Regions from separate parts of the Mus musculus genome. Here all the other regions are linked to region 2. The links are chromatin loops, found by intact Hi-C in ENCODE. Cell type or tissue: heart. All regions are shown on one strand. Region 1 has its middle 11 kb from the start of Gm46259. Region 2 overlaps Adamts2 (a disintegrin-like and metallopeptidase (reprolysin type) with thrombospondin type 1 motif, 2). Region 3 overlaps Adamts2 (a disintegrin-like and metallopeptidase (reprolysin type) with thrombospondin type 1 motif, 2). Region 4 overlaps Adamts2 (a disintegrin-like and metallopeptidase (reprolysin type) with thrombospondin type 1 motif, 2).

Evidence for each region. Hi-C counts contacts between places; a loop is a spot of excess contacts. Peaks named below come from ENCODE experiments on the same cell type or tissue, not always from the same donor. Only the 100,000 strongest peaks of a DNase experiment are listed, where the experiment ranks them.
Region 1: it touches region 2 in a loop (8-fold over the local background); 11 of 42 quality-filtered maps call a loop at or near these places.
Region 3: a loop joins it to region 2, with 6 times the contacts of the local background. A loop is called at or near these places in 8 of 42 quality-filtered maps.
Region 4: a loop joins it to region 2, with 4 times the contacts of the local background. A loop is called at or near these places in 5 of 42 quality-filtered maps.

What each region holds. Positions count from the first base shown.
Region 1 is chr11:50,554,932-50,562,931 of GRCm38, forward strand. No RefSeq gene overlaps it. Among named protein-coding and RNA genes, the nearest start is that of Gm46259, 11 kb to the left of the region's middle. In heart, a CTCF peak has its summit at 4,325 (motif pointing right); no DNase peak of the experiment used is centred here.
Region 2 is chr11:50,765,464-50,773,463 of GRCm38, forward strand. It overlaps Adamts2 (a disintegrin-like and metallopeptidase (reprolysin type) with thrombospondin type 1 motif, 2), which reads left to right. Exons shown (of 22, transcript NM_175643.3): 6 at 7,754-7,910. Among named protein-coding and RNA genes, the nearest start is that of Zfp354c, 58 kb to the right of the region's middle. In heart, CTCF peaks have their summits at 1,736 (motif pointing right), 4,230 (motif pointing left) and 4,435; DNase peaks (open chromatin) are centred at 3,888 and 4,178; H3K4me3 peaks cover 459 bases; H3K27ac peaks cover 291 bases; H3K27me3 peaks cover 436 bases.
Region 3 is chr11:50,620,107-50,628,106 of GRCm38, forward strand. The region is part of intron 2 of Adamts2 (a disintegrin-like and metallopeptidase (reprolysin type) with thrombospondin type 1 motif, 2); the gene reads left to right. Among named protein-coding and RNA genes, the nearest start is that of Adamts2, 22 kb to the left of the region's middle. In heart, a CTCF peak has its summit at 4,352 (motif pointing right); DNase peaks (open chromatin) are centred at 1,488, 2,335, 4,347 and 4,865; H3K4me3 peaks cover 636 bases; H3K27ac peaks cover 1,762 bases.
Region 4 is chr11:50,669,534-50,677,533 of GRCm38, forward strand. The region is part of intron 3 of Adamts2 (a disintegrin-like and metallopeptidase (reprolysin type) with thrombospondin type 1 motif, 2); the gene reads left to right. Among named protein-coding and RNA genes, the nearest start is that of Gm39819, 24 kb to the right of the region's middle. In heart, CTCF peaks have their summits at 53 (motif pointing left), 2,480 and 4,217 (motif pointing right); DNase peaks (open chromatin) are centred at 168, 648, 3,518, 5,058 and 4 weaker places; H3K27ac peaks cover 628 bases; H3K27me3 peaks cover 439 bases.

The DNA.
Region 1 (8,000 bases), 210 kb before region 2:
GGTCATGGTGTCTCTTCATAGCAATAGAATAGAGCAGTGACTGAAACTGGGCCATTTGGTTGTTTTTTATATCCCATTCAATTGGTCTTGTCACTATTTTTCTCCTTGCTTCTTCTTCTTCTTCTTCTTCTTCTTCTTCTTCTTCTTCTTCTTCTTCTTCTTCTTCTTCTTCTTCTTCTTCTTCTTCTTCTTCTTCTTTTTTTTTTGATGGCTAATACAGACATTACAACGATTAACTTAGTTTAATATTTGCTTTCTCTTTAACTCTTATGAACATTTAGAGCTATAAATTTCTGTGGGCGTTACTTTAAGTGAGTTCCATAAATTTTAATTATTTTGTTTCCACTATTTTCAGCTATCTCTAGTGACTCTTCCCTCCCTCCCTCCCTCTCCCCCTCCCTCCCTCTCTTCCTCCTCCTCCTTATGTTTTTGATGTCTGACAGTGCTAGAGCCCAGGACTGCACACACGCTAGGCAAGCCCTGTTCCATGGAACTTCATCTCCAACATTCCTGCCAAGCTATTTAAAAGTATGCTGTTTATTTTTCCAAGTATCTGGAGGAACTTCTTAATACCTTGCTATGATTTCTGACTTAATTCTCTTGTGGTCAGGAAGCTGACTCTTAGGACTTTAATCTTTTGAAATGTACTACGACTTACTTTATAACCCAGAGTATTGTTTATGTTGGTGAGCATTTCATTTGCACCCAAAAATCAATGTGTATTTTGGAACTGTGTAGTAAGATGTCCCAAAATTGTCAATTAGAACAAGCTTGTGGAGGTCAGAAGAGGTAGTTGAATCCCCTGGAACTGGAGCGACAGACAGCTGTGAGCCTCTCATGGTTGCTGGGTCCTCAACAACAGCAAGTGCTCTTAACAGCAGAGCACATCTCCAGCCTTTACCAGTTTGTCTTTATCTCCTAGTTCCAAACCTTGCTATTAGGGAGATGTTAACCCCTGCTAGTTGTGAATAAAGAGTTGTCTATTTCTCTATTTTAGTTACTTGTTTTATGAATCTCAAAGCTTAGTTATTCGGTAGAGTTAAGATTTTATGGTTCCTTTTGAGTTATCCCTCTTGTTTTTATGAAATCTCTTTCTTTAACCTCAAAAATACTCTTCAGTCTCATTTCAATAAAATCACATCGGTTTTCCTATTATCATTTCATGTCACGTCTTCTTTCATACTTTTATTATTAATTATTATTATTACATTTTTAAAATTAGTTTAAAAAACCATTTTATAGATACATAACACACACTTACTGCCCTCCCTCCCTCCCTTTCTTGTCTGCATACCACTCCTGTCTATCTCCCTTCCCTACAAACCTCTTTCTTACATTCATGTCTATTTATTTTGTTTTGTGACCCACTGAGTTAAGGTAAGATCATCTGTATGGGTGTGGTCCTGTCCACTGGGGCCTTAGTGTGACCAGCAGTGGATATACAGTTCCTCATCTTCTAAAAAATATCACCAGCCAATAACTCAGCAGGAGGATGCCTGTGATGCCCTCTCCCTTCCATCATTGATTGTCGACAAGGCCAGTCTTGTGAAGGCCCAGTGCAGGTAACTTTGAGTACTGAGAATCCATGACCGCACTGGTTATTGTGCAGGCTTTCAGGCTGTGTGCTGCTCTTACATACTTCCTACCCCCTTGCAGCAATGTTTCCTGAGCCTTTGAGGTGTGGTCTAGATGTTTTATTAGGGTTGAGCCCTCATCAATAACTTATCAGCATCTCAGGAAGCCACACCTCTCTGAATTCACCACCATTCACCACAAAGAGAGGCCTCTCTGACTAAGGTTGGGAGCAGTTTTTGTCTGTGAGTTTAAACACAGAAATGTATAAGGCAACTTTGATGCTATGCCAATTTAGGTAAACAACAGTAACAAGTCCCCTTCTTGGGCTTATAATGCCCCCTGGGCATGGGTTGCTTACCGGACTAAGAATGAGTGTCTTCCCATGGTGCAGGCCTCAGATCCAATCGAAGATGGTTGGTGTCGTCGACCACAGTCATGCCACTGTTGCACTGGTGGACACATTTGCCAGAGAGATGGATTCCCATAAGACCACTGATGCTTTTTCTCCCCCATTAGCCTACACAGCCCTTTGAAAGCCAGGCAGCAGGGAGGATGTTTCCAGCTTAGTTCTAGCTTGCTTTCAGAATGTAAACTGTCTTCAGAAATAGGGCCTTACCCTCTAGGTCTGTTGTGCAACCCAGAGGACTGACAGGAAGTTCTGTAAATGAGAGAAATGCTTAGCAGGTTGGCTTCCCTGACCAACTCCTGCACATGTATCCCACACCAGGTCGGAGGATGTTGTTTGGTAACTCTCACTGCTGCTGGAAGCAGCATGATCCGGTGTGGACCATTCAGCTCTACTGTAGCCTCCCTTGGGTTGTAAGAGTGTAGGTTCCTGTGTGACCTTCACACTTCCTTCCTCTGGGTTAATCCTAACCCTGTGCCCTTGCCTTCTCAACACCCAGCTCTCTCCCTGCTTAACCTTTCCCACCCCGAGTGTCCCCCCTTTCCTTTTCCCGTCATCTCTGCTGTATTATGTCTTCGCCCTATGGCAGCCCCTGTCATTTCATCACCATGTCTTTATAGTTCACTGTTCTATAATTCTATAATAGTGTGACTTTAAGGTGCTCACTTGTATGTTCTACTATGTGTAGCCTTTTGAGGGTTTATTTTATTTTATTTTTTATTTTTTTTGAAACTCTAGTTAACTTTTTTAAAAATTATACTTGGGGAATTCTAAATTACTATCTCTTTAAATTTTTTATTACATGTATGTATGTATGTATGGGCATGCATGCAATCACCTGCCCATACCACAATGTGCATGTGGAGGTCAGGTTAACTCACAGAAGTCTGTTCTCTTCTTTTAGCATGTGGGTTTCAGGGATCAGACTCAGGTTACCCAGGTTGGCAGCAAGCCCCTTAGTTCACTGAGCCATCTCATCAGCCCCTCTCCAGTAACAGTCATTCCTTGGGGGATTTTTTTTTTTCTTCCCATCACCTGGTTGGACACTTGGATGGACACTTGGACGGTCTCGTGGGTTCTTGCAGGCCATGGGTTCTTTTCATGTTTTAGGGCTGATTTTTACCTCTGTTCTTTAGAGTAGAAATTCTTCTCCACTTCATTGTTCCTTTCTTCTGACATCTCAGATGTGTTTTGAAGCCAACCTGGTAAGCTTTCCTTTCATTTACAGTGCTTCTGTTTATTGTTTTCCCTTTATTCCTGTTTCTCTCCTGGAATTTCCCATCTGTTCACTTATTAAGATAATATTTTTCTTTACGTCCTTCAACACATTTCTAACATGCTTTAAAAGTTCTTGTCTGTTGTTTCTAACATCTGGATCAGCTCAGAGTCCCTATCGACTGCATTTTTTAAAATGAGTATACACTGTTTTTTTAAAATTTTGTTTGACTGTCTAGTAATTTTATATATTTTATTTATTTATTAATTTTTTGAGATAGGATCTCTCTATTTATCCCTGGCTGTCCTAGAACTCTGTATGTAGACCAGGTTGACCTTCAACTGGGAGACCCACCTACCTTTGCCTCCCCAGTGCTAGGATTAAAGAAACACACCACCACACCTGGGTTCATGTCTGTAACTTTTTTTTCTTTTACTGTGTGCTAGCCATTGTAGATTATACATTTTAAAACACTGAATCATGTTTTCTTCCTTTAAAGAATTTAATTCTAGCACGCAGTAAATTTGCTGTTGTATCTTCTTCACCCTATCAAGGCTTAGATTTAGGCTTTTCCAGAGCAGGTTTGTATCAGCTATCCATTGCTGTGTAACAAATCACCCTCCCCAAACCAACACCTTAAAACAATAACAAGAATTCATTGTTGTATTACTTTTGAGGACCCAGAATGTGGTCCTCAAAACTTAAATCAGCAGTTTTCTGGTTCAGGGTCTCTCGGAATACTTCAGGCAAGTTGTCACAGGGGGCTGCAATCTCATAATGCTCATGTATGGCTGAGGTTGCAGACGACTCCTGCAAGTTCACTCTCACACTTACTGGATGGCCTTGGTGGGCTCTAGTCCAGGTTCCTCTCTTTCCCTGGTTGGAGCTTCTTTATGGGGGCTATATGGGGATTTGAGCGTATGGGGGATTGTATAAGAGTGTGATCAAGAAGAGAGCCACTAGGGCACGGAGAGGCTGGCTACCAGCTGCCACAGAGATCTAGAGTAGCTCTGGCTTTGGGTGGGATTTGTCCACCCTGACAGTATTGATGCACTGGGTACTGGGGCTGCATCCATGCAGTCTGTCAAGTGCACTGTAGGGTACTTGGCTGCATCTATAGTCTCTAACCACTAGATGGCAGTAATATGCTCCATGGACACAGTCAAAATGTCTCTAGGGATTGCTAAATGTCCTCTGAGGGAGATGACCCTTTCCACGCCCACACCCCCCAAGCTGAGAACTATGTTTCTGGGACATAGTCTCTAGATTAATGTTTCAAAGAGATCTTTTGTACTCGACGATAGCTCAATAGGTAAAAGGGCTAAGTTCTTTAGCCTGAGGACCCGAGCTGGGATCCTACAACACAGGTGAAAAGTGAGACCCAGTGGCAGGTATGTGTAACCCCAGCACGACTACAGCAAGAATGGAAAGGGAGAGGCCTGTGAATCATCTAGTGAATCATGGATTAACTATCCTGATGTCCACAGGGCAATATCGAAAATAAGAGAGACCCCCCCCCCACTCCAGCAGAGTTGAAGGGGAGGGAGCGCGGTGCGCACGCATGCGCGATCTCTGCTTCCAGTCTGTTTGTCAGGCCCTTGATGTTTCTCAGCTTTGTGTGACATGTAGTATTTCACTTTGACTTTTGCTCACGTATTAATTGTTCCTTATTTACTATCCGCCATACAGTTCATTTCTCAGCCTGAGCACTGCCATTCCTGTCCGCACAATATGCTCTTCCATGCTGCCCAAATCTCTAAGTCTGAGGTGCTTTTGCAGGCCCAGACCTTTTCTCTGCCTTTCTTGACTTAGCATCTGGGTTCCCTCAGTGAGGTGTGCTGGACTCTTCCTTTGTGCTGTGGTCCGGAAGTTTGTGCATGGTCAAGAACCAGGGGGCACACATGGGTCTTTTCTGACGGGCGTCCTTCTCTCCCTGTCTGGCTATTGTCTAATGCTCGCAACACTCGCTTTATGTATTGTGACTGCTTTAGAACCACAGAGCAGAAAGACAAGTTTGATGTTAAACACACCATCCTGGCTTTCATTAGACAAATCCAATATAATACTTCCTACCCGAGACTCCTGCCCTGCCCATCCCTGCCCATCCCTGCCCCACCCTCCCCAGGGGGCAGTACCGGGAGATGCTGTGGTTATTTAAGAGGCTGGGTCTTTGGGTCTTTGGAAATGTAACCCATAAGGGGGACTGTGGGAAATTCCCCTTTCTGGCTTGAGACATGAGCATCCACTCCAATCCATACCCCCGTCCGTGGTGTGCTAGCCTCACTGGAGTCCCAAACGTACCGAAGTTGGAATGGTAAAGCCATATTAGATTACTTTTTACTTTTTAAGTAGCATGGGTTAGGAATTTTGTTAACCATTATGCAAAGCTGACTAACACAGGCAACAATGTAAGAAACAAACAAACAAACAAACAAACAAACAAACAAAAAACAAATAAAACAACCCTTTCCCATGCTATTTCATTGACAAATGAATCTCATGGGGACTGGAAGGACGGCTCAGCAGTTAAGAGCACCGGCAGCTCTTTCAGAGGACTGTGTTTCATTCCCAGCACCCACATGGTGGCTCACAACTGTCTGTGGCTCCAGTCCCACACAGATACACACCCCCCTCCCAGATAAATAAAAATACAACAACTCTTCAAAAGTTAGAAACAAGCTGAGCGGTGGTGGCGGCGCACGCCTTTAATCCCAGCACTTGGGAGACAGAGGCAAGAAGATCTCTGAGTTCGAGGCCAGCCTGGTCTACAGAGTGAGTTCCAGGACAGCCAGGGTTACACAGAGAAAAATCTGTCTCAACAAACAAACAAACAAAACAAAAAAACTTAAGACAAAAACAAAAAAATTCAAAAGACAGAAGTGACAAGGTATCTCTCCTGCTCTGAAACACTGCACCTGTCAGCACACCTTGCCTGTCCCCCAGCCACTTGTGCAATGGTGACAGTTGCCATTGACTCTTAGCCTTCCCTGCTGTTGGTCTCAGCGTGGAAGTCCACTGCCCCATCTCTGTCTCTTATACAGTGGACAGGTACAGTTAGTAGATAGTTTGATTTTTCTCACGTAAGTCTAATCTTTCTTGTTTGCATCGCCCACATTCGAGTTAGGGACTACTTTCCAAACATGAAGGGTTGAGGAACAGATGAGACTCAGGGGGGAGAAAAAGCCCCTCTGTCATCTGTCATGCCCATAAATAAAGTGTGGGGGCTGATCTGCACTCTGCTGGGGTTAACCACATGGGATTCACCACCGCCAGGCAGGGGCTCACTCTGGTGTGGTTGTCTGAAGCCAGACAGAAGGTTCTCCCGCAGGCTGTGCCTTGCTGAGTTACTAAGGGGAAAACTCAAAGAGAAGAATGCTGATTCACACAGCCCAGGTCTTCCCTCTGATTCATCTCTGAATCCCACATAGGGATTCTGAGCAGAAGAGACAGCCTCTGACCAAGGGGATCCCGGGGTAGATCGCTGAGTGAGTGGTTGGGGCAGGAAGAATCTTTACCTATGCATAAATGGGGCATGCAAGTTCCAATGCCTAGAGGGGCCAGGTGTGTAACAGCTGGAATCAGGACAGATGTGGACTCAAAGAGATGGCCCAGCACATTCCCTGCTTAGACAATTCACTTCCAAAAGCTCAAGACACGAAGGCTGGGGATGGAACTCAGTGGTAGAAGGCCGGTCTGGCAGGCATGAGGTTCTGAGTTCAAGCCCCAGTACTGCAAAGTTTTACAACTACGTAGCCAGTCAAGAAGAGTCCCATTTGAGTTTGCCTGCAGACTGGGGAATTACTGACCAACCGGGTCTTGAGCTCTCAGTTAAATGAGTGTTACCATAGTTAGTTATGATGGGCTTATTTCTCAATAGACCTATCATAAGTTGAAAATATCCTTAAGACCCAAATTCATTTCATATACCCAGTCCACTGAACAACCACAGTGTAGCTTGCTGTAAACCATTCATTCATTTACATTAGCTTATACTCAGGCAGAAATGCCAAACAGGAAGCCTGCTGTGTAATAAAGTGTCAAATGTACTCCTTCAAAAATAATTTGCTGGCCCCTCTAAGGCACTGTCCAACTCTTTGACATGGTAGCATGACACTGTTATCTTCAAATGCTATGGTAACATTCAGAGCCTACTCCGGGACACATGAGGCCTGCAGATTGCAGCCTAGGCACATTTGCTAATAGAGTCCAGGTTTTTTCTTCATGTGATCACAGCCTAGGAGCTGCGGCTCTCTGCTGCTCTTCAGTATCGTTAGGGGAGTACACTGCATCTTGCTAGCCTGGGAAAAGATCCAAACTCAAAATGCAAAGTATGGTTTCTTCTGTGTATTGCTTTTGTGCCACCGTAAAGGTAAAAAAAAAAAAAAGTCCTAACTGAGCCACTATGGTTGGAGGTGGTCTGTATGTCCCCTTTAAGGAGGAAGTTCTGAACTCCGCGGGAGGTAATGACCTTGCCTGGTATGGTGGAGCAAGCTGTTACTGGCTTTGAACTCAGGCTGCCCCGTCCTCGGAGCATGTGCCCTGACACGGATGCGGCAGGGAACCAGAGAACAGCAAAGTGAAGGAGGCTTCATAAACGAACTGGGACACAACCAAAATGAAAAGGGATCACAGGCGGGAAGTGTCCAGTTGCATAAACATGGAGGGAAAAGTGACCGGGAACAGAGGGAAGGGCTTGGTGCAGGCTCGGATTCTCTAGGACTAAGTGTCCAAAACCAACGAGACTTAACTTAGTAAAAAGAAAGCCCGACAGTCAAACAGCATCTTGTGCATGGCTTCACTTTG
Region 2 (8,000 bases):
ACAGACTACCTTGCATAGCTCCGGAGATGAGGTTCTGTGTCAGGGTCTCCAAAGAGTGCCATGTTTGTACAAGATGTACTCTGAGCTCAGGCGCCCTGGCCTCCTGAGTACATTCTGGGGTGTACAGGAACGAGAGCTGTACAGCTGTTCCTTGTCAAGTGACAGATAAGATGCCAGCACCATGAAGCTACACAATGAGGTGAGGCAGACCTTGGGCACAGTGGCCAGGCAGAGATCTGAGGGCTGAGAGGCTCAGCGTCTACTGCCACCTCCACACCCTACATAGCCTCAGTAATGGAGAAAGCAAAGCTGGGGGTTGGGAGAGGGACTAGATGGGGCTGTGGGGATGGGACAGGTGAATTCTGGGAAGGTACTCAGCATGCTACCTCTGGGTTCCTACTGGGTCTGTGATGGTAAAGCTTGGTTGTCAGCGGGATAGGATCTGGACTCACTGTGGAAACAAGTCTCTGGTTAACTGTGGCTGGAAGAGCCACCCTGAATGTGGACGGCACCATATGTAGGCTGGGGTCCTGGGTTGAAGAACAGGGAGAAAGCCAACCGAGCTTCCTGGTGGTGGGTGTCTGTCATGTGACCAGCCACCTCCTATTCCTGCCCTTGAACTGAGAGCCAAGAGAGGCCCCTCGTCCTTTAAGTTGACTTTGTCAGGCAGTTTGTCACAGAAACGGGACTGGTGACTAATACAAGGAATGCGACCTCATCTCTGAGAGAGTTTAAGCCCTGTAAAACCAAGGTGGCTGGAGCCAGGAAGTCCTAAGCTGTGCTTACCACAGTCAGGGTGCACTCTAGGGCCTATAAAACTATGACTTAGTCTTTGGCAAAAAGTGGCACAGACCCATAGCTCCTACTATGCATCCCTAGTTGTCACTGTATCAGCTCCCACCCCCTAGTCCCTCCCTGCCTCATCTCCAGGTCCCATTAGGCTCCAGTGGGGGCAAAATTGGCAACCTTACATGAGAGGTATGCTGTTTATCTCGAGCTCACGGGAGGCCTCCGAGTCATCTCAAGCTCTTCCTAAAACAACATTTTTCTCCATTTCTTTATATATATATATATATATATATATATATATATATATATATATATATATATATATATATATATATGAAGCAGAAGAAAAGAGATTATCTTATTTTATACAATATGCCACCAGCCAGGGAGCCGAGCATCAGCCGCACTCGTGGGTTGCATAGCAACTGGCTTTTCAATTGATTTTTTTTTTTTTTGAGAAGGAACCAAAGCTACTCGAGTGTTCTCATTTTAAATATTTCCTTGGATGATGGAAATCAAAGGAAATGGAGATGAGAGATTTGGGGACATTCCGAGGACATAAGGTATCTTGTGAAGGCTAGCTTGAGACAGGGTGTGCTCTGCTTGTTGAAATTTGTCAGCATTTGGGTGAAAGGTCAGACGTTCCTGGTCTATTAGTAGAAGGCGGAGACATGCTGGGAGGAAAGGAGTCTGCAGGCTAAAGCCTTGGGCCAACACCGTTGTGGTTTTGCCATGTGTCCCACTGTAGAAAGAGCAGAGAGGATCCTGGGATGGATGGGAGAGAGCCTTCTTTCAGATAGCCTTGAATCAAAGACCCTAGGGGCCAAGCTCAGTCTATACTTTAGTCTGGGAAAGACCCCCTGGCATAATTACCTGTCGCCAGCCATCCTAGGCACACCTCCTCACCAGAGCCATTAGGTCTAGAATAGATGAGACAGTGCTAATGCTGGACGCTACCACCGGAGGGCGCCTCTGTCCTTTTGATCTGGTCTAATGAGTCTACCTTAGGTTGATACTTAATAAATGACAGTTTATTGCTCATAGTTCTGAAGGCCAGAAAGTCCAAAGTCTGAATGTCAGGAGATCTGGAGTCCTCACAGGTAGCTTCATGCTCATGAGTGGTGGATGGGACAGGTCTCAGAGCTATATGAGAGCCACTCTAGTTCAGGGACCTTTGTCCTACTGACCTGATAACTTTCTAGGGTTCCACATCTTAATACTATTGTATTAGAAATTAGGTTCCAAGATATAAAGTCTAATTTTTAGACCATGTCAGGAGTTCTTATTTAACACTGAATCCTGTTCTAGTAGCTTGGTTTTCTTCGATGGGTATACCTTCTTGCCTGCTTTCCCCTGGCGGGTCTAGAAGGCACCTGTACCATGACTTCTGAGCCACCCACATCACCTTGCATGCCACAGATGGGAACAGAAGACACCAGCCTTGGGGAGTCCCCGAGGCTGCAGGCAGTCAGGCTAGATAGAGCAGAACTTGTTTTGAAGCCATCAGAGATGGTGGGCCCTGGTCCTGGCATTCATGCCAGCCCAGGGGTACGTGTGGGACCTTGGATGACTTACTTAACATGGCAGAATCTTGTTTTCTGAGCAAGAGGAAGTCTGAGGGACCCCAGTGCTTGACAGGAATGACTGCAGTCACGGAGATCAGACGGACTGCTGACTCTTCACTGTCTGAAGCCCCCACCCCCACCCCCACCTGGCTTTCAGGCTCCCTTCGCTGGGAGTCAGATGACTTTATTTATACCTCCTTCGGGGATTCCAGGCCCTGTGGTCCAGCGGTATTTCTCCCCAAGGAGGAGAGTACAGTCACATAACCGTCAAAGCCGTGTATGTTTTAATCACTCCGTCTTGGTGATGTTGCCTGGGAGGACGCGTCATAGTGTCCTCAGAGCCTTGCTCAGCTCACTGTCTCAGGCATCCTGTCATGGGACTGACAGGCATCCCCTGATGATAAGGGGGCACCCATAGTCACTGTCACCATCTCCATATGACAGTGAAAACGTGGCTCCACGGGGTGAGTGATCTACCAAAAGTCATACATGACAGCCACTTTGTCCCTAGAGGATGAGCCAGTTGCTGTCATTCTGTCAGGCTAGAGAGCACAGATCTTGGGTGAGCTGAGCCTGGCTCCCCTGTGCCATTCCCCCTATGTCCAATGCTCCCAACCGATGGTTCTACAACTTTATGCCCACACTCACGGACTCGGGTTGATGTTTAGAGACACTTTCACTGTTATAATTTGGGAGATGCTCAGGACACACACACACACACACACACACACACACACACACACACACACACAGTTAACTGGCCCCAAAGGTCAGCAATACTGAAGCTGAGAAGAGAGCTCTACACAGCCTGAATCTCAGCCCTGTGTGTGCTTTCTTAATTCCTGCCTGGTGGGCTAGCCTGAGGTCTCCCAGGGCCAGGGCATTCTGGGATGGGTTTGGTACCAGCTGAAGCCAGGTCTCCTTGCAGCCTGAACCACTGGCACTAGAGTGGGCCACATGGTCACTGCCAGAGTAGACAAGGAAAAAGACTTGTGGGTATGGACTGTGTCTTGCTTTCTTAAGGGAAGGGTTTATATCCGTTTATAGCTCCAGGTTACAGTCCATTATGGAGGGAAAAGCCACAGTGGCAAGAGCTTGAGGTAGCTGGTCATGTCACATTATCCGTCAAACCAAAGAACAACCTATCCTTAGCTCTGTTCAGTTCTGTCCTCCCCAGGCTTCCAGTCAGCAAATGGCGCCACCATGGTGGGTGTGTCTTCTCACCTCAGTTAACAGAATCAATACAATCCCTTACAGGCACGCTCAAATCTCCCAGGGGATTATAGATTCTCAGATGGGTGTTAACAATAACTATTGCAAACTGGATGTCCTGCCCAAACAGTCACAGGTCAAAGTTCCTGAGCCCTAAGCTGGGTACTCAGGTTGGACCCAAACACTTTGGGTCAGAGGAGCCCAGAAAGGGACTGAAAGTGTCCAAGAACAGTAGTGCACCCTGTACCCCACACCTCCAGCTCCCTGTCCGTGGCCCTGGGATTGGGTGTGTGCTCACAGACACCACGTGGTGGCGCCCAGCCTGCAGAGCCTTCCTGTTGGCAGGCATGGAGACTGGCCTCCAAACAGCAGATCCCGTTTTTTCTGTCTCCTTGACCGAAGGAGGGAAGAACATAAATAATTCAGCGCATTCCACAGTAAACAGTCAAGTGTCAAGAGAGCAGCGGTTGGAATACAGCTCTCTGCACAAGCCTTAATTGGTTTGTTTAGGGTGAGACCCCAGAATCTGTCTGGTGTCTAGAGGGCTACCATTGCCCGGCTGCAAGTCAGATCTGCCGCCCAGCCTGGAGGAGCTGTGTTCCTTAGCCTGCCGACCTCCCTCAGGATCTTGGCATTGCATTCTTGTAGCAGCAGCGCCACCTGGTGGTTATTTCCATAGCCCGCCCTTCCTTTGCCTTCTGTCTAGAAGTAGACCTACTTCCAGCCAAACTTCCTCCTAACCTTTGTATGACGTCCACCTCCACCTCAGGATTTGGAGTCAACGACTTTAATGGCAAGAGGTGAAGTTTCTTATCTGGGAATTAGGATAATGACAGTGCTTATGTCCTAGGCAGTTTTGAATTTTAAATGAGACGTATGCAGAGGCTTGTTCTCAAAGAGCCAAGAATTTGGCTGTTGCCATCAGCATTTGGGCTTGTCCCTGCTGGTGATGCTTTTCCATGAGTTCCTAGGAATGTTCCTGCAGCCTCTAGGCCCTCCCTGGCCCAGCGTGACTCTCCAGCGTGTGTATATTTGATTTTTGTTCATTCATTAATTCATCCCATTTGTGATCATCATGAATGCTCATTGAACAGCACAGGGACAGCCTCGACCCTGTCTAACAAGCAGTGTATCTAGATATGGCCCTGTGGGAGCCCACAGCCAGCTTGGGTCTCTCTCCAAGGGCCTAGACATGTTCAGTTGTCCTAGATATCTCTGCCTCAAGCTAAGCTCTTTAAAAGGTGTTTAAATAATGTGTGCATGTGTGGAGGTCAGTAGGCATGGTTATGTGCATGAGAGTAGGGAAGGTCCTCTGAGCTGGAGCTGGGGCTACAGGTCCTCTGCAAGAGCAGTATGCACTCTTGAGCACTGATCCATCTCTCCAGACCCTTGGGAGGAGTCTTTTAAGGTCATGTGGGGAAAGACAGCTTGTGGGTCCCAAGTGGAAAGTATGGAGGGTGAGGGAAAAGGGCATGGGGAAAGAGACAGAAACTTCTTTGTGCTTCTAAGGCACATCAGCTGCTTTTCAGCCCTTTAAGCCTCGATTCTATTAGCTTAGCTTGGGTGGCTTAGCTTGGGCCCCAAGGTTGCCTCTTGGCCTGAAGGCGACCAATTGTATATACATTTAGTGGTGGATCCTGTTCCTTGGAATCAGGAAGCAGGCACTCCCTGGAGATTTCACCAGGTGAACAAACTATACAGAAAAGACCATCTTCAAGATAGATTCGCCACAGCACCGTGACCAGATCGCACACCCTCCCTGTTAAGTCGTGAGGCACTCCCCACACATCCTCTGCCCATGTCCACACCCCCTGGCCCTGACATCTCCTGTCGCCCACCAGATGTTGACCCTTTAACAGTGCAGTGAGCCACACTTACTTCCCCTTCCTGACTGCTCCCCCCCATAAGAATCTGCTCTTTCTAAAATGCATATGTGCCCTGTCCTTAGCCCTGGATACAATATTGATGCCTTGTCACAGACCATCCTTTGGACAGGGCACTCTGGGACCCCCTAGAATGTTCCAGACCTAGTAAGAACAAAGAACACTTCCCCTTGGGTCCTCAGTGCCTGCTTGAGATAGGCCAGACCTTGAAAAGGTTGGGAGAAAATACAGTTGGTTCTCCACACCCACAGCTTGGCTTCTGCCAATTGCACCAACTACAGATGGAGGATAATCAGGAGGAAGCAGGACATCTGTATTGAACATATGCAGGCTTTTATCTTGTTGTTATTCCCTAAACAATCAGTATAGCAACTATGTGCTCCACACTTACACTGCGGTACATGGTATAAGTCATTTAGAGTTTATGTAAAGGATACAGAAAGAGATGTGGGGATGCAGCAAATGCTGTATCCTTTAATAGAAGAGACTTGAGCCTTTACTGATGTCTTCATTGGAGTACTAAAATCACTCCCGCAGCAGACATTAAGGGATGACCATATATGCACCACCTACATCTTGTCACTTGAGAACCCTGAATGCTCTAATTCTTGGGGTGCCTGCATGCATATCAAGGCTTACAAGGGCACAGCACATGGATACTGTTTTCTGAAGTTCTATCTTCCTGGAGTCCTCCTCTGTAGTGCGGCTCCTATCTGGGGCAGTGTTCCCCAAGTCTGTCTCTCTTCCCTGCTCTCTAGAGACCTTTCTTGGGATTCCAAAGCTAGGAAGCAGAACCTAGACCCCTTGAGCTCTGTTCCCATAGCACAAACCCCTTGAGGCTGGGGAACGCTGTAGCAGCCTGCTTTCTTGGAACAGGCAGAGAAGAAAACAAAGCAAGAACAAAAACACAGATCAATATTTCAATAAATTATCCTGCCGTGGCAGTGAAATCACCTTGTCTGCCAAGAGAGTCTCAGGACTGGAGCCCAGCGTCTTGGGGGGAGGAGAGAACCAGCAGGGACCATTCTGCAAAGCAGTGGGGGTGTTCCGTCCACCTGCGGTTTTGGCCCCTGTCTACAAGGTGGGGGGGAGGGGCGGTGTCCACTTTAGGAACTGCCTTTATTCAGAAGTTCTTAGTTGATTGATTTGGGGAGTGGGATGGAGTTTTGTTGTATGTTAAAGCTGTTTTCCTCAATGCTTACTTGTACTATTGGTTTGGGGGGTGCTTGGGAATTGAACCCAGGTGGGTTTTTTTTTGTTTTTTTTTTGTTTTTTTTTTTTTGTTTTTTTTTTTTTTTTTGCTGTGCTGGTCTGACACTGTACCCACCAAGCTTTGTACACTTTACATTTAACATTAGACCCATCCAAGAAGTCAGCTCTGGAAAGTCTGGGCCTTGGAATTTAAATGCCAGCCATGGGTTAGTGTTCAGTGGACACAACCCCTAAAGATACCTGAGTTTTCAACCTCTTCACAGAACCTCTTGCGGGTGGGGGAGGGGTTCTGTCTGCATAGTATTGACCCATTTGTTCTTACCCTGCATCAACCTGGCTCCTGCCCCCAGTCCTATTCCTCTCCAGGTCCCAATGCCTGACTGTATATTTCTGGCTGAACTCTTCAGTCTCTTCCAAGACTTGGCTGGGATTCTTTTCCCAGGCTGATTGAGGCCATGACAATCAGCTAACTGCTATCTTTTACCAGCCAGCCATTGCCCTTGCCTAGAGTGATCATGGTTCTCGCAAAAAGAAGTGTGTTGCTCCGAATTCTTTTGGATGCAAGTGACAGTGACCACCTCAGAATTGCCTGCCTCATAAACAAGGCAAGCCTACGGGCCAGATGTGGTAGCTTGACCTATCCATAGGCTAGACTTATGTTGGTTACTAGACCATTCCTCTGTGTTCAACATACATGCATTCCTTTGTTGTCTCTTCAGTCATTACAGGAAGCAAGTTGTCATGCCTGAGAAGAGCCTGGGTAGCATGGTGAGGGTCAGCTCTCTGCCCAACAGTCTTGGGCAAACAGGGTCCTGCCTCTGACCAAGGAATGGGCTCGGTAGGAGGATGGCTTGCCACCAGGGGTTCGTAGCAAGCAAGGGTGACAAGGAACCTTCTCTTCAATTCAGAAGAATATGGCTGAATGGAAGGCAAATGTCATGGGAGTGACTTAGCAGGGAGCTTCAAGGCCCCTGGACCAGATCCCCAATGGCTTGGTTCTGTCAGCACAACAAACTGTTCGGCTCCTGGATAATCTGCCAGATAGTAATCTGTCTGTCTGTCTGTCTGCCTGTCTCTCTCCATCCACTGCAGTCCATGAGCCTCATTGAGATTGGAAACCCCTCTCAGAGTCTGGAGAATGTCTGCCGATGGGCCTACCTCCAGCAGAAGCCGGACACAGACCACGATGAGTACCACGACCATGCCATCTTTCTCACACGGCAGGATTTTGGGCCCTCGGGCATGCAAGGTTAGTCCTGTGCCTACAGATGCAGGGAGAGAGAACTGGGGCCTGCAGGGAACTCCCAAGAGCTGAAACCTAGTCTAGAAAGTGCCTGGG
Region 3 (8,000 bases), 150 kb before region 2:
GAATGACAGGCATGGGCCGCCATACCTACACTTCCATTTAATATATTGAAATGCATAACCCTTTCATTCAAATGGAGTTTTTCATCTCTCTTAACGTATTTGGGCTGGCCTTAGGCAGTTATTTTATTTTCCTGATTTGCCAACGTTGTTATCTCAGTACCACTCACTGACCGACGACTTGGCATGGATACTCCATCACCCACTGGGTTCTAGGAGGCAATCGGTCTGTTTCTGCTCTCAATCTTCTTTTACACACTAGTTCTGGGCTTTGTAATTATCGTTGCTTAAAGATGTGTTCAAATGCCTGAAAGGGCAAATGTCACCATCAGGGCTTAGATGCTGTTTTGGTTGGTTTTGCCTGGTCTCCAAATGGATTTTCAGTTTATTTTCTCATGACCTTACACAATAAACTGAGTAGACCTTGATTTGGGGTGCTAGGGTTGTACCCAGCATGCAATGGGGCCTTAGCGAATTTCTGCTAACAAGCAGGTGATGTCTTCATGATGTTTAGTTCTCTAAGGGAAATAAGAAAATTGACTCAAATATATCTCTCACTGCCTCCCAGTGGGTTTATGGGAAAGACTTCTAGAGTTTTATTAGTGCTGCATAAGGATCCTTCCCATTGTGTCTTATAGCAGCGTATTATAGATATTTAAGAACACTTTGAATTCAAAATTCACATGGGATCCTTTAAACATGTGGGACCTGCTTGTTCCAGGTTAGTGACAGTCTCCACTTGGACATCTTCATTCCAAATGAGCAGAACTCAAAGTGACCTCTTAGTACAAAGGTTGGGTGCACTGTGGAACTGCAGCTAAATGCTCAGTTGGTGACAACTCCAAGACCCCCATAATTGCTGTCCTTACGATGAGCCCCCCCGAAATGCACTTTTCTTTCCATTGCCTGCATCCAGAGAGTTTTCCCTTCCCCTGTCTTTCAGCCAAACAGTCCTCTCTTATTGTAAAAACACAAACATGAAACAGAGAATCATAAAAAGAAAAAAAAATCCCTTTAAAATAAATCCCTTCCTTGGCCGATTCCCATGTTTGCATTCCTAGATCTGCAAGTAACTGCATTTATTTCACTTCTGGATATTTTCAGGAAGTTCTCTGTGTTGTTTTCCTTTAGGAGTTGGGGGTGTTTTTTTTATTTTTTTTGAGGGGGCTAAGTATGCCGTCACTTGCAAATCACAATATTTTGGTCCCTTCCTTTTTAATGTTGATTCATTTCTTGTCTTATTACATCGGAGTGTAAAAGGATTGACAGCCATTTTGCACAAAACCCTTTGCCACGGCCTCAGAGTATCCAGCCGGACATGTAAGGGAGTTGCCATCTGGGCCCTGCATCCTGTTGCCACTTTCCTGTGGGTTTGGTGAGGCTCTCTTGGGAAGAGCCTGACAGAGGCAGTGGTGTGTCCTGACACCTTGGGAGGAGTGTAGACCTAGGAAGCCCTGGTGGAGTCCCTGCCTTGCCTCACACCAATGGAATAATTTTCTGAACTCTAGCGCTCCCATCATTCCTGGCAGAGCTTGTTTGGAACGGATTGGTGCTCTGTGCTGTGTCTACCCGCCAGTGAGTTTTGTTTGGCCATCTCAGCATTTGATGAGTGGCTTGTGAAGTCTTGGATTTCTAATGTCTTGAGAATCTGGGAGAATCTGGGCTTGTGTCCGCGGGATGGAAGTGAGCAGAGATGGAGTTCTCCAGAAGGGCCCAGGGGCTCCTGGCACTGCAGTCTCCATTCTTCCTTATAATCGCACCGACCACTTCTACACTCATTCCCTGAGTCCCCGGCTAAGCACCCGAGGGGTTTCTCTTTCATTGAGATAGGGGCCGTGTACCTTTTAGAGCTATGGTTTCCCACTCTCCCCTTCCTCCTTCCTGCCCAAGATATCAGTTTATGGACTGTCAGCTCCCGCTCGCCACTGTGCACTGAAGTCAGCCTTGGGTCTGCAGCAATACATAGGCTTGAATCTGCCTCCTTCCCTCACTGGTGGACGTGGCTGTTTGTCATCCATGAAAGGTAAAAGTTGAACGCAAAGTGCTGTGGTGAGTTGCAAATGAAGATTCAGTGAGGTAAGGACCACAGCTACCACTCAGTACCAACAGCCTTTGTCACTGCAAGGTAATATTTTCCTTGCGGCGCTAGGAGAGGGAACAAAGTGTGAAAGTGGCTGGAAGCACACAGACTGCAGTGAGGATATTAATCTCTTTGGAGGGCTTTATGGGCGGGGCTTGGGCTGAGTGTGGATTGAGGAGGCAGGGCTGGGGGAGGGACCAGACCATAATCAGCCTGGGACTCACTGCCAGATGAGGCCATGACTCTTCCGAAATGGAATTCCTGGGTCAGAGTAAGGAGAGCAGATGTTTACTAGAAGACGCCAAGGACGGCTGACATCACCCAGGGCCCCCAGGACACGGGAAGAGGCCGGGGTCCTCCATCCCTCCGCGCCAAGGAGCATTCCTGGGGCAGGCGCCAGGGCTGGGGGGTGGACATGCACACAGATGCAGGCGCCACACACCAGTCCTCGCCACCTGAACACAATTAGTCAAGATGTGGAAACGATTTCAATCTTGAAAGGAGAGAGGAGTGGCTGGCCGGACAGACTCCTCAGTGTGGATTGGTCCTTTGCAGAATTGCAGGAGTGGCCTTTGTGGCGGGTGAGCTGTTGGGAGTCCCTGGCCAGGGATGGAGACGACCATTGTCATGTCTCTCTCCCTTCCATGGACACAAGCCATCCTTTAATATCTACTTTAGGGGTGGAACTGGAAGAGGAGTTGCTTCCATTCTTTCCTTTACACCTCTGCAGCCTGTTCCTCACCAAAAGCTGTCCCCAGGCTCAGATTCGTGTGACAACAAGCCACAGAAAACCTAGTGTAAATCAGCTCGGGCCAAAAGCCTCCATCTTGTATTACTTTGCCTTCTCCCCTGTGTGGCCTGCCTCGACAGCTCACCTGTGCCACTTGGCACCACCAGAGCACACAGAGGCTGGCCTTTTCCATCAGATTGTACTGTAGACTCTAAAGCTGGTTCCATGGGTTCAGTTTGGGTCATCGGTAGAGGTTTGAGCATCAACACTGTGGCTGAGGCAGGGAGCAGAGCTTTGGTTGGTCAAATAGGCCACATGACTGTTTCGGGTGGGGTTTGCTGTCTGAACCTCAGGGAGCTGAGGCAAGGAGGCTCTGAGGAGGGTGTCTCGTGTGTGTGTGTGTGTGTGTGTGTGTGTGTGTGTGTGTGTGCGCGCGCGCGCGTGCATGTGTGTGTACAGATCCTCCTTGCGGGTATCCAGGACTTTCCCTCCCTTCCCTTCAGTGCTCTTCCTCTCTTTCTCCCATCCCCGCCCACAGGCAGAGAACATAGTTCTGTATGGTGCATAGTTTGTGGGCTGAGGCTACATAACTGGGCCCCTACTCCATGGACTTACAGCCTTGTGCATCTTCTGTCTTTTTAATGTGTATGTGTGTGTGTGTGTGGGGGGGCATGCGTGTGCCATTTTTTTCAAGCTCTGCCCACGTGTGGGTAGAGAAAGAGCTGACTCTTTCTACTCTTTCTCTTGCCCATTTCTAGTAGACACTGAGACCTCAGGACCCAACCATCTCTGCCATTAAAATGCTGAGATTACAGTGAAGCCGGTCACCACTAACTTTTTTCACGTGGGTTTTTTGGGATTGAACTCAGGTCCTCACGATTGCAAGGCAATCACTGTCAATGGAGCCATCCTAGGCCCATGTTTCTATGCACCAGTGCATCAAGTGCAGAGCCTCCAGGTGTGTGGAGGGGAAGTCTGAAAGATACATTTCTTACAATGTGTCCTGTCACTGAGCACAAGCCTGGCTGGCTTTTAAGTTGCATGCTGGCTTTTAAGTTGTGCTGAGTGGAAACGCAAGTAGGTTGCATCTTTAACAGGTGGCGGGAGGCAGAGATGCACAGCTGTGGTTGGGGCTGCGCTGGGCACAGGTGCTGCTCACTGCTGGGGCTGCCTGGCTCCAGCCTCTTCTCCCCATTTGGTTAAGAGTTCTCCAGGAAGCTTCCTGAACCAGACCTTAATGGGTGCTGTGTCCTATGGTCAGACTCAGTGTTCAGGTAAAGGCATGGGCCATTGTGGTGATGACTGCCCCCAGCCAGCCTTTCTTTTCCAAGTTCTTACTTGGGGAAAGTAGGGTGCCTGAGCTCCCTCCACAGCTAGAACCCCCCCCCCCCACACACACACACTCTTTCTTTCTGCCAGGCCATTTCCCTTCACAGCTACTTAGGAGGGAAGGCAGCCAAAGGCCTGTTAGCAGGGGGCAGGAAGGAGGAGCTGATGGATTTTAGTCAGACACAGACCCAGTTCTCTGCCACCGCTGGCCTGTGCTTGCCTCTGGAGGGCACCAGGCTTCTTTCACTTCCTGAGCAGCCCCTGGCAGCCATGGTGCTGGTGAGGTATCCCAGCTTCACAAAGGTATACCCAACACCCCGAGATATGTCCTGCCCAGAAGTCTCTGGTCTCAGATCCCAGTCTCTGGCTCTAGGTAGGCATGGGACTCTGAACATCTAGGCTGAGAAGATTGTTTGTTGGGCACCTCTCCTTGGGGACCCCTGTAGCAGGGGTTGGGTCCCAACCTTTAAATAAGATACAAGCTTCTCTTAGCATCCCTGATCACTCTTCTGCCCCCCTCCCCCAGAAGGAGTCCCAGCCCAGGAACAGCAGCCTCACTGCCTTTGAGCTCTCCTCAGCTATCCTTGGGCTGCTTCCCCGCTGGCCTGTCCCCCTCCCCCTGTGCAGGAGCTGCCAAGGTCTTTGTCTGGTGTTCTCCCCTCCTGTCCTGCTTCTTGGATTTCAGAGGCAGTCAGAGGCTTCCCTGATGCTGGCGGAGCCTTAGCTGTTCTGGAATTGGCTCCCAGCCTCCTCATGTCTCCTGGGTGTCTTATGTGGCAATGCGGCTCTATTTCAGGGTCTGCGGGAGCACCCGGCATTGCCTTAGGTTTCTCACTGAATGGAGGAGGTGGCTCACAGCCTGCTCCATGATCCTGGGTAGTGGAGGGAAAATTGGATCAGGACTCCTGTGTGACCTTGGGCAGATTCCATCACCTCTCTGAACCGGAGGTTTCTGCTCAGGACTAATGCAAAGAAGGTATAGGTGGATGTCAACCAGCCCCCCTCCCTACCCCACCCCATGCTGGATCTCTGCACATCCTGGGACCCCAGTATATTTGTCCTGGGGTGGCTTTACAATGTCTTACAGTGTCCTGCCTTTCTTAAATCATGAAATGTCATAAATGTCTTTATGGAAAATAAAATGCATACATAGAACAAAAGGAGCAAATTGAAATTCTTTCCCCTACATTTTAGCCCCTAGCTCACACATTTTGCGTGTGCAAATACTCTTATAGAAAAGTGTCATGCTGTACAGTTTCTTCGAGATTGTTTTTGCTATCTATCAATCAATCAATCAATCAATCATATAACATCCAATGTTCTCATACCAGCATAATCAGCTTGGGATATGTGCAGAGGTCAGGGTCCCCAGCTTCTGCAAATTCCTGGGCCCAAGGGTGAGATGGAAGTCATAGGTAGGGGTGAAGGAGAAAGAGGATGGAAGCTTGGAGTCAGTGTGTGGCTAGGGCCCCTCCCAAGCAGCTCTGTGGCAAGTGATGCTAGATGAGTGCAGGGGCTACAGCCAGGAGCATGCTTGGTGAAGGGCTGTGGGTGTTAGATGGGAAGTGCCAAGAACCACGGCAACACACAAAGCAATGCAGCCTTACAAGAGAAGAAGCCAGGTTCTGTGTTGTCCAGTGAGCGAGACTGAGTGCGGGCAGTCAGTGAATCAGGATGGCAGGGTGCATGGGAGTTCCTCAGCAAAGAAGGGGCTTTGAAGACTCCAGGTTAGGAGCTGATAGGAGATGGTGTCTCTAGACTGATAAGGGAAGGTCCTGAAAGAGACAAGGAAGAGAACGAGAGGGCACACCGTGACCCCATGCTGCTGCAGAGGGAGAGGTCAGATTGGAGGAAATGTGCACTCCTTGGAAGGGTAGTGCACATCTATGCTTGTGGTATGAATGTGTGCTCTTGTATGTATTTGTGTGTAAACTTGGCCCCATTGCAAAAGAGATTTTAGGTAGTTTAAGTTTAGACCAAAGACAAGACCTCAGGAGAAAATGAGTTTGATGCTATAAAAGAGAAAAAATATGCTTTCTAGGGGTTATTCCCCAAATGCCAGAAATCCCTGTGAAAAGTTTGCTTAACCAAAAATGAATTGGTTGGTTAATAGAAGGAGGAGAAGAAGGAGGAGGAAGAGGAAGAGGAAGAGGAGGAGGAGGAAGAGAAGGAGGAGGAATGGAGATGAAGAAGAAGAAGGAGAAGGAGAAGGAGAAGGAGAAGGAGAAGGAGAAGGAGAAGGAGAAGGAGAAGGAGAAGGAGAAGAAGAAGAAGAAGAAGAAGAAGAAGAAGAAGAAGAAGAAGAAGAAGAAGAAGAAGAAGAAGAAGAAGAAGAACATTTGGAAGAAGAATTAGATGAGGATGATGATGAGGAGGAGGAGGAGGAGGAAGAGGACTAGAGAGATGGCTTAGCAGTTAAGAGCACTGATTTACTGCTTTTGTAGGAGACATGAGTTCACTTCCCAGCAGCACCCATGTCTGATGAAGCACAATCACCTAGCCGTCACGGATCTGACTCCTTCTCCTTGCCTCTTTGGGTGCCTTCATTCATGTGTGCACGCACTTAGTTAAGAATAAAAATAAAATCGTTTTTTAAAAGAATAAAAGAAAAGAGAGCTCAGAGATTTCTGCTTCCAGGCACGGCAGGACCTAGAGTTCAAGTCCATGCTCAGTCTCTTCTTTTTCACTTTCTTAGGCTCTCTGCTTGGTGTCCTGTGCTGATTTTCTTCTCAGGCTTCCACAGTGAGTGAGAAAGCAATGGTGGAGCCAGTCAGTCACTCCACAGTCTCACAGTTATGCCCTCAGAGGAAACAGCTTTTCCAACAACACCAGCAATAGTTCCTGGATGTAAGGCATTAATGTCTTAATCTGTTTTGTGTTATTGTAACAAAACACAGGAGACTGAGTGATTTACCAAAAAAAAAAAAAAAAAAAAAAAAAAAAAAGGTTTATTTAGTCTTATTTAGTCTCTCAGTTCTGGAGACCCAAGAAATCCAAGATGAGATGGCTGCGTCCGAGAGGGTTTTTGCTGCTTCCCCTGACTGTGAAAAGTGGATCCTAACCTGTGCTCCTGACCCTGTCCCTAGTCCCACCCCCAGCACCATGGACACATGATCTCAGCCTCAGCTGCAGGTTGGGAGTATATATTCAAATCATAACAACTGATTTGTGTCTGCTGTAATGGCTTTGAGCCATTCTGGTGGGCCTGGGCAGAGTTATGGCTCTTTCCTCCCTGTGACAGAGAAGTGTGAGAGGTGGTTCCTGAGGCCTCAGAGGAGGGCTGGGTTCAAGGCTACTGAGGAGGAGGCTAGGGCAGGGATCAGCAACTGGGTGGCCTGAGAGGGAGGATGGAGAGAGGAGCAGGGGTAGGTGGGGGCAGGAAAACCTTTCTTTAGCAGCCCTCCCCATTCCAAGGCTGGGCGGGGTCAGGAGGTGATTGGCTGGCTCTTATGGGAGTTGGCTGGCTCTAGAAGCAGAGTCGGGAGTGGGGATGATCAGGGGTGGGAAGGGTGAGGGATGGGAAGAGTCAGGTGTGAAGAGGGTCAGGAATGGGGAGGGTGCCTGAATACTTGCTACCCGAGAGCCCTTAGGCTGGGAAGCAAGATGTGGAAAATGTCCTGGGGCCACCAAGGCCTCAGGAGGTAGAGGCCAGGACTTATTTTCATCTGGGAAGGCTAGAAGCATGGCAGGTGAGAAATAAATGTGTGTGGCTGCTAGAGCCACAGGGAGAGTAGTGGGGAGCCAGGCCTGGTGACTCCTGTGCATGGGCAAGTCAGTCTAGTATTTTGAGATGTGTGGTATGTGGATGAAAAGAGGGCCGCAGGCAGGCAGTGCCAGGGGGTGGGGATTCTATTCTATTGGGTG
Region 4 (8,000 bases), 96 kb before region 2:
AGAAAAGTCTGTCTCTCAGAGAGCTCAAGGCCGGCCACTTTGGCCTTGATATCACTTCCAGTAAGGCTGGCCTCTACTGGAAGAGTCTGGATGGTTCTGGCCTTATTCTCCCTACTCCTGGGCTCAGGCAGGGTGAGTTGGAGCTGGCACTGTGGAGCTGGCTGGGTGCCCTTGGCTGTGTCTCCAATCCCAGATTCCATATTAGGCTTATCTGCCTGCCCTAGAGCCCTTCCCCCAATGGTCTAGCTGGCTTGGTTTTGATTTTTGGACTGTGCTTAGCATTTTGGCATCTTCTATTGAGTCATCCCTCTGCCTCCCGATCCTATACACACATCCCTAATGAGAACTTGGAACTGAGAACACAGGAGAGGAATTTCAAACTCAGAATCAGCCCAGAAACTACTGACCCCAGATGGTGCTGGATACGGCCAACTACCCAGGTCAGGATGAAGCTGGGCTGGAAGGTGGGGTGGGTGGGGCTTGGCCATCAGTCATCAGAGGAGGAGAAGAGCCTCTGTCCAAGGCTGAAGGCAAGGCTGCAAGCTTTGTGTGAGTGTAGGTGGGAGCCTTGGGTCGTAGCCTCAGATCACAGAACTATACTCTGTGGGCTAAGCCTCCCTTCTGTGACTTCCTATCCAGTGTCAGCATGACGAGACCCTGTCTCCCCTGAATGTGTCTGATGGTTCCCAAATGGCCAATGGCTAAGGTCGACTCACTGACTGGAGGGGGTCCAGACAGTTTAGGCCAGAGCTGGGCCAAAGGCCCGGAGTGACCTCAGGCAGTTCAGCTTTCCATCGGCTTGAGCCCTGACAAAGCACAGAGCGGCAGTTGCGGGACTTATAAAATCTGTGTCCCATGGCTGGGTATAGCAAGTCAGCACAGCTTAATGGGCTCAGGACCTAGGAGCTCACTACAAAGGCTTTGCTTGTGTATGTATAGGAGAGGCTATGTGGTGTCTTGAAAGCCGCTGGAAGCTTGGGTACTCCCCCCACCCCTGTTAGGAGGCGGGGCTAGCTTGTGGAGTCTCTTTGCTCTCATCGGGGGACTCATGGCGTTGGTTGGGGCTCACAGGACTGAATTCATTCTTGTCAGTGCAGATTTTTATAAACTGAGCTCACCACACATGCTTCATCTCTTTCACACAGCCTTTCTGCCTCTCCACTGTTGTAATCCATCCAAGGGGATTTGCATGAAGATGCTAACACAATGCCAGCGAATGTCAGGGACCAACTAGTCTTCAGTTCCTACCTCATGTGTTTTGTTGTAGTGACACACAGTAGACTCAGACACGAGGGGACTTAATTAGTCCAGATTATGTTTTGGTTATTATAATAAAATACATGAGCCAGGGTAACTTTATAAAGAAAAAAGGGTTTTACTTACCTGGCACTTTTGGAGGCTGAAAGTCAAGACAGGTGATCCTATTGGTTAGGTCTCTGGAGAATCCTTGGTGGGCTGAGGCAGGATTGAATGCTGAAGTAAGAGATTACATCTTCAGGCAGGAAGCCAAAGAGTGATGCATGAAACCAAAGCAGGGGATCTGGTGAGAACCTGATTGATGCAGGCTGGAGAAGGCCAACTGCCCAGGCTACAGTGAAGCTGGACTAGAGGGTGGAGTAGATAGCGGTCTGGTCATTGGAAGAGATTAAACTGTCCAAAATTAAACCCTAGGCCTCAGTCCTGAGCTATAAGCCCATACTCTCCCAGTGAGAACTCAGGCTGCTATGAGTCTACCCCAAGGCAACCTCATCATATGGGTTCAAGACATCCTAATGAGTATTGATAGGACAATGAAAATCAAGACCCCAGAGAAGGCAAAACTTATCTGTCACAAAAACTCGAGTTCTGGGTCCATCCTTGAACCTTGTCCCAGCTTCTACCTGTTGTCTTTGAAGTTTTTGACTATGGAGGCAGCACTAGTGGGGACAACAGCTGAAGCCCTGACTGGGCCAGAAGACCCACTCTGCGCTTGGAACTGGGTGATCTTGGCACATAACTCACCCTTAAGCCTAAGACAGCTGTGGAGCCCTAGCTGGATAGACACACACATTATGTCATACTTTTGGAGACCAGAGGTCACTGTCACTGAGCTGAAATGGAGATGTGGGCTGGGTCACACTGCCTCTGGAGATAGTAGGAGAGAATGTGTTGGTTGACCCTTCAGGCCCTTGGCTTGAGGGCACATCACTTCAGAGGTCGCCAGAATTCACTTCTCTATCTGTGTACATGTCTACTCTCCCTACGTCTCCTCTCCCTCTTGGAAGGTTGATTCCATTTGAGTTTCTCTGGGTGACCCAGGTATACCTCCCCTACGTCAACGTCCTTGATCTAATCACATCTGCCAAGCACTGTTCTGTCTTGGAAAGTGTCAGCGACAGGTCACAGGAGTCAGGACTCCATCTCTTCAGTAACTCCCTTTCAGCTACATGCAGAAAGTGAAATCTGAGCCGGAGAAGCAGTATACGACAGCACTCCAGTGGAGCACCCATGCACAGCAGCAACCTGGTCCTGCCTCAGGCAGATGTCACCCAGCACCTGGGAAGGCCAGACAGATGAGGCCACTTACACAGAACAGCTGGCCTTGCTGTTGGCACCGAAGGCTGTGTCTCCACTTGGGATTCTGTGAAGATCCCTGTGTCATAGTCTCGATATCCCCACCTCCCTTTCATACACACAGAGCTGTCTGCACAGTGTCCCACTATCAAGACCAGAGCTACACATTCAGAGGCCTTCAATGAGACAGCAGCAAACAGCATCCACCCTTGGCCTGGCTCTCATCCCTTTCCCCCATTCTCTCCCAGTGCTGTGGATTAAACTCAGGTCCTCATACATGATATGCAAGCATCCTACCCCTGAGCTACACCCCCCAATCTCCTTTCTCTCCTTCTACTATAAACACAGACAACAAGACATCTCTGTAAAGATGAAAGCAGCAGTATGGATGTAGCAGTGTGTGGCATATGGTACCCGCCTTGCCTCTGGCATAGGGTGGAACCAGAGACCCTATTTGAAGCAGGGGTTCCCCCTTACTTCTCTTGACCTTGCTCTGTCTCATAGGTAGCCTCATGGATCTGGAGCAGTTGAATGTATTAGCACCAAGAGAATTCAGATGATCATTTTTTATGAGAATTCTTAGGCATTTTAAAATGTGGCTTCAAATTTCGGGGGAAAAAAAAAGCACAGTATGGACCAAATAAAACAGGCCCCTCCCATTGGCCGTGGCTTCTGAGATGCAGAGGCTGAAGCGGTGTCAGTCTTCCCCACTAGGCTGCTTCCCTGGGGTACCCCTGGCTATACCTCAGAATGGAAACGAGGCAGGTGGTTCCCGCCCTGGGGACCTGCTTCCTTCTGGGTTGCTGTGCCCTCAAGCCAAGCTGTACACACTGCCCCAGGGCTGAAAGAAGTCAGACAGTCCTGTGCCAGTGACCTTGGCTGCCACCTCCTCTCCAGAAGCAGCGGGTGCCAAGCTTCTGCCCGCTGCTGTCAGGCTTGGGTGTCCTCCCTGATGGGCAGAAGTGACTCCACACCACGGGAGCTGCTTTGCCCTGCTGCTGCCAAGGCAGGCCTGGAGAGAGAGGATGAGGCACAGGCACCAACTGGCTTCTCCACGTGGCCGAGTGACTGGCCCACAGCCAGCCCTCCCCCTAGACAGGGAAGCCAATCCCTCCTGACTAGATGTCATCGGGTTACCTTCCCTTGAGTTCAGGTCGGAGTTTTCCAGGCTGCAGGGAGCCATGCAGGGTGAAGTGGGGGTGGGGATGGGGTTGGGGTGCGGGTGAGGCAGAGCTGATGCCCAGGTGCTTGCAGGGGGGGGGGAGCAGGTGATGGCTACAGCTCACCTAGGATCTAGACAATGTCCTGTATGCAGGGGACAGCCATAAAAGGTCTCTGGGGACCTGACTGAGCATCCTGCATGTTGGCAAGCCTGCTCAGGCTGCAGTGTGCTTGAGGTTGGAGGTGGGGTGCCATAGGGGTGGGGTAGAAGTGAGGTGTTAGGGGAATAGAGTAAAGGCTGTATGGATAAGCCTCTGGATGGGAAGGGAGGTGTAGGGACTCCCAGGCAGGGAGTTCACCAAGACTCAGTTCCATATACATGTGAGGTCTAGGTAGGGGACTCAGCACAGGTGAGGTCTGGGTCGTGGGGAGCGTGGAAGGAGATTTGAGAGACCAGAGAGGAGGTACAGTGGGGAGGGGGTGCAGACTTGCTGACAACCAGATGAGGGCGCCATTTGGCCCTGCACATAGATGTTCAGACCACACTCAGTCTTTTGAGGCAATTGCAATAACATCACAAACTCAGTGGCTTAAACAGCATGGCATAATCTCCGAGAGCCCTGCGGGGGGGGGGGGGGGATGTCCAGAATTAGAAGATGGGTCTGTGAGAGCCTTTTCCAGCCTCTTCCACCATCTGCCTGGTGGCTGCCGGCCTCCCTTGGCTTGTGGCTACATCATACTGATCTCTGTGACCACATAGATTACTTCCTCCTCTTCTGCTGGAGACAAGTCTCCCTCTTTCTCACCATTATGAAAGCATTTGTGATGACTTTTAGGGCCTTCTAACATAATTTTGGACAGCCTCCCCATCCCAAGGTGCTCAATCTAATCTCCTGTGGTAACAATGGTGGATTCTGGGGAATAAATTGTGGACACCCTGGGGCCAATGATTCAAGCCACATATCTAAGTGTTGAACCCTGGGGTCGCAGAGGAAGGTGAAGAGAGGGCTCTGGCTGGAGCTGGACTTAGGACTGAATCTGAGATCTGGCCTTGGTTCATATATCCATACCGGGACCCTTTGTGTCTGAATGAATTTCTTGAACTTCTTGCCAGAGCCCTGGGGTCTGGCTCTTTTGTGTGGTAACCCCTTTTCTTCCATGCCCTGTTGTGTCGGTTGGTCAGCTTACAGCACTGAATCTGGTACTCAGTGCCCTCTCAGTCCCCAACCCCATTCCTGCAGCCTGGGGACCCAAGGAAAGCACTGATTGTGAAACCTGAGGCATCTGGCCTGGGCGCCGGAAGGCGTATTTCAGAGCTGAGCACACCCTTGGCAGAGGCAGCAGTGTGCCTGTCCCGAGGGCTGGGCCCTTGGGAAAACTTTGGGAGATGCCAGGGTGGTGACGTGGCTTCACGCTGGGAAGGGTGGGTGGGAACTGGCTCTGGGAGAACCCGAGGCTGTACATTCCCTGGGGCCCTGAGTTGTCTAGGGACAGAACGTCAGCAGAGTTGGCAGGGCCCAGTCCCCTAGTCTGGCTGGCCTCCTGGGTTGGGGTCTGTGGTGTGGGAGTGCTGCCCTGTAAGTTCTTCTGAGGCTATAAAGGCAATAGCCATGCACGGGGCAGCTCAGGCCTCACCTCATCTCTCAATAGAGATATGATGGGGGTGGGGTGGGGGGAGAGTCAGTCTTCATAGCAGTCTATGCCTAGCACCCTGCCTGACTGGTGCTGACAGTCCTGTGTGCTTGGTTGCTCTCTTCTGCCTTCAGTTTCAATTTATCTGTGCCTCAGGACCCACACCCCATTTCTCATTTCTTCTATGAATCAGTGAGTTCTGATTCAGGGTTAAGGACCACCAGGAGACAGTGACCTGGGGAAGTCTTGGATTGTTGCTTTGGTTCTTGGATAGATGACCAATGTCATTTAGAGGATGACAATCTCAGTGTTGGCTTGGCTGTAGCCCCAACTCAGATGCAAGAGGCAGTTCTTGAAAATGACTGGCGTCTTTTGAAGGAGCTGTCTTGCTTTTACAGCTGCTCCCCAGCAAGCATGGGGGCAGTTTAGTGGAGGGCACGACATCGGCATCGTGTGAGAGCTAATTTGGTGCAGGGGAGAGTGTAAATGGGTAGGTCCTGTCTGGCTGAGTGACTGGTTCATTATAGGGCCTTGGGTAAGGTGTCCAACTGCTCTGTGACTCAGTTTCTCCATCTCTAAGTAGGTATAGCATTGAGCTGTTGGGGTGAGTCGAAATCGTCCTTATGTCTTTGTCCAGAGCCCCTGTCTTGCTACAGCGTTAGGATTCTAGGGATGTTGTTGTCTTGGAACCTCAGGTTCCCTCAGCCCTCACTGTCTCTTCTCTATTGCTGTCTCTTCTCCAGACACAATGAATCGATGCTTTGCCTTATGTGCCCTGGATTTGGGTTGCAAATGTCCCCCAAAGAGCTTTTCTGGCGGTACACAGTGACCATGCTGGTTTCCAGACAGCACACAGCTCAGAAATGAAGTGCCTTTCGCCTCACAGGTGTGCCTGGAGTTTAATTAATAAGGCTAGCCGTGTCTGGTGGTTATGCTGGCCTTTGGCTCACCAGGTCTGCTCTCTGCAGGTCTCCAATACAGCAATTGCAATTGCTGGAAGAGATGTGATGTCTCTGGGGATAAGTCTGCATGCAAATAACATTTGTGCCGGGGACAGAATTTTTTGGGTCTACTCAGACCATATCTTGGAGGGCTCGGGAGATGGCTGGGTTGATAAAATATATGCCCCACAAGTGTGAGGAATGGAGTCCAGAGCCCAGCACCCATATAAAACACAAAGAGGACCTGTCACCGGGCCTGTAAGCAAGTGTCTCAGAGGTGGAGATAAGGAATCCCTGAGGCAAGCTGGTGATAGACTAGGTGAATTGACAAGCTTCCAGCTCAGTGAGACCTTCTCTCTGAAGTAAAGTGGATGGGCTTTGTGTGTTACAGAGGTGTAGGCAGCAAGCCATCTATGGCCTGCTCCTGGACAAGTGTCTTTAGGAGAGACTCAGAGAGTCCAACACCAGCCCTGAAGTCAGCCACCATGATGGCAAAGACAGAAGAATACAGGTAGACACAGCTGAGAAACAGGACTGGGGCTCCAGACCTGAACGCGACTCACCCAGAGCAGCCGGAGACCTCTGACCACAGGCCCCGATTCCTCCCCAGATTCTCCGCAGGACAGCAGGCACTTCAGGCAGCCCCAAGCCTGAAGTGTTTTCTATAAAAATTTCCAATTTTCCTTGACCCATTTCTCTTTGAAATGAATCCCAACCAGCACTATGCACTTGGCTCCAAAGGAGCTCTGAGCTGGGGAAAGGCCATGCACTTAGGTGGAGGTGCTGATGTCTGCTTCTCTCCTCCCCCTCTTGGGCTTTATTTTTATTTTCTTTATTTTTCACCCTGTCTCTCTCAATCTCAAGCTCGAGCATCATGGAGCCAGGAAAGGGTGAAGATAGGAAACAGGGTCAGACCCCTCATCTGGCTTCTCTACTTATTCTAGGTCTTGAAGCTCAGAGATCACATGAGCCCCAGGGCTCTAGCCCCTATGGTTCCTTCAGCTTGCAACACTTGTCCTGGCCCTGGGCCTCCTGCTTAGCTGTCACCACCCCTAACTCCAAATGCAGTTCACCGAGGGAGGACTTGCCCAGGTTTGCAGACTGCAGCATGCTGTCTTCTATTCCAGCTTTCACACACAGAGGATGAACATTAAGCAAAGTCAGGCTACACTCTAGCATCAAAACACCTCCACCAGAGTCCCGGGCTCAGCCTGCTCCTGGTCTAGAAGTGCTCGGGTAACACTGCAGTACATGTAACACTGTTTCTGGGTGGCAGATCCTTTAAGAGGTGGGGACTGGTAGGGGAAAATTGATCAATGACTGTGTTCTTTTGGAAAGTACACTGGGACCTAGCCTCTTGGTCCTCCTTTCTTTTGCTTGCTCACCATGAAGCGAACAATCTGGGTCACAAACTTCTACTGTAATGTCCTGCGTCATCACAGGCCAAAAGCCACAGGCCCAATGACTACGTACGGGCAGAAGTTCCTGAAACCGTGAGCTACAATAAACCTTTCTTTCTGTGATGTCTACTGCCTCAAGTGTTTTGTCACAGTGATAGAGAGGTTTCATAGACATCAGAAAATGTGTCCCAAGCTGGTGGGAGGAGACCAGCCAGAGTGACTTCTTGACGGAAGAGCACACACCTGGAAGATGGCCTGGTAAGGCGAGGGCTTGCAGGGCAGGCCAAGTTTTCAAAAACTGGACTAGGATCTG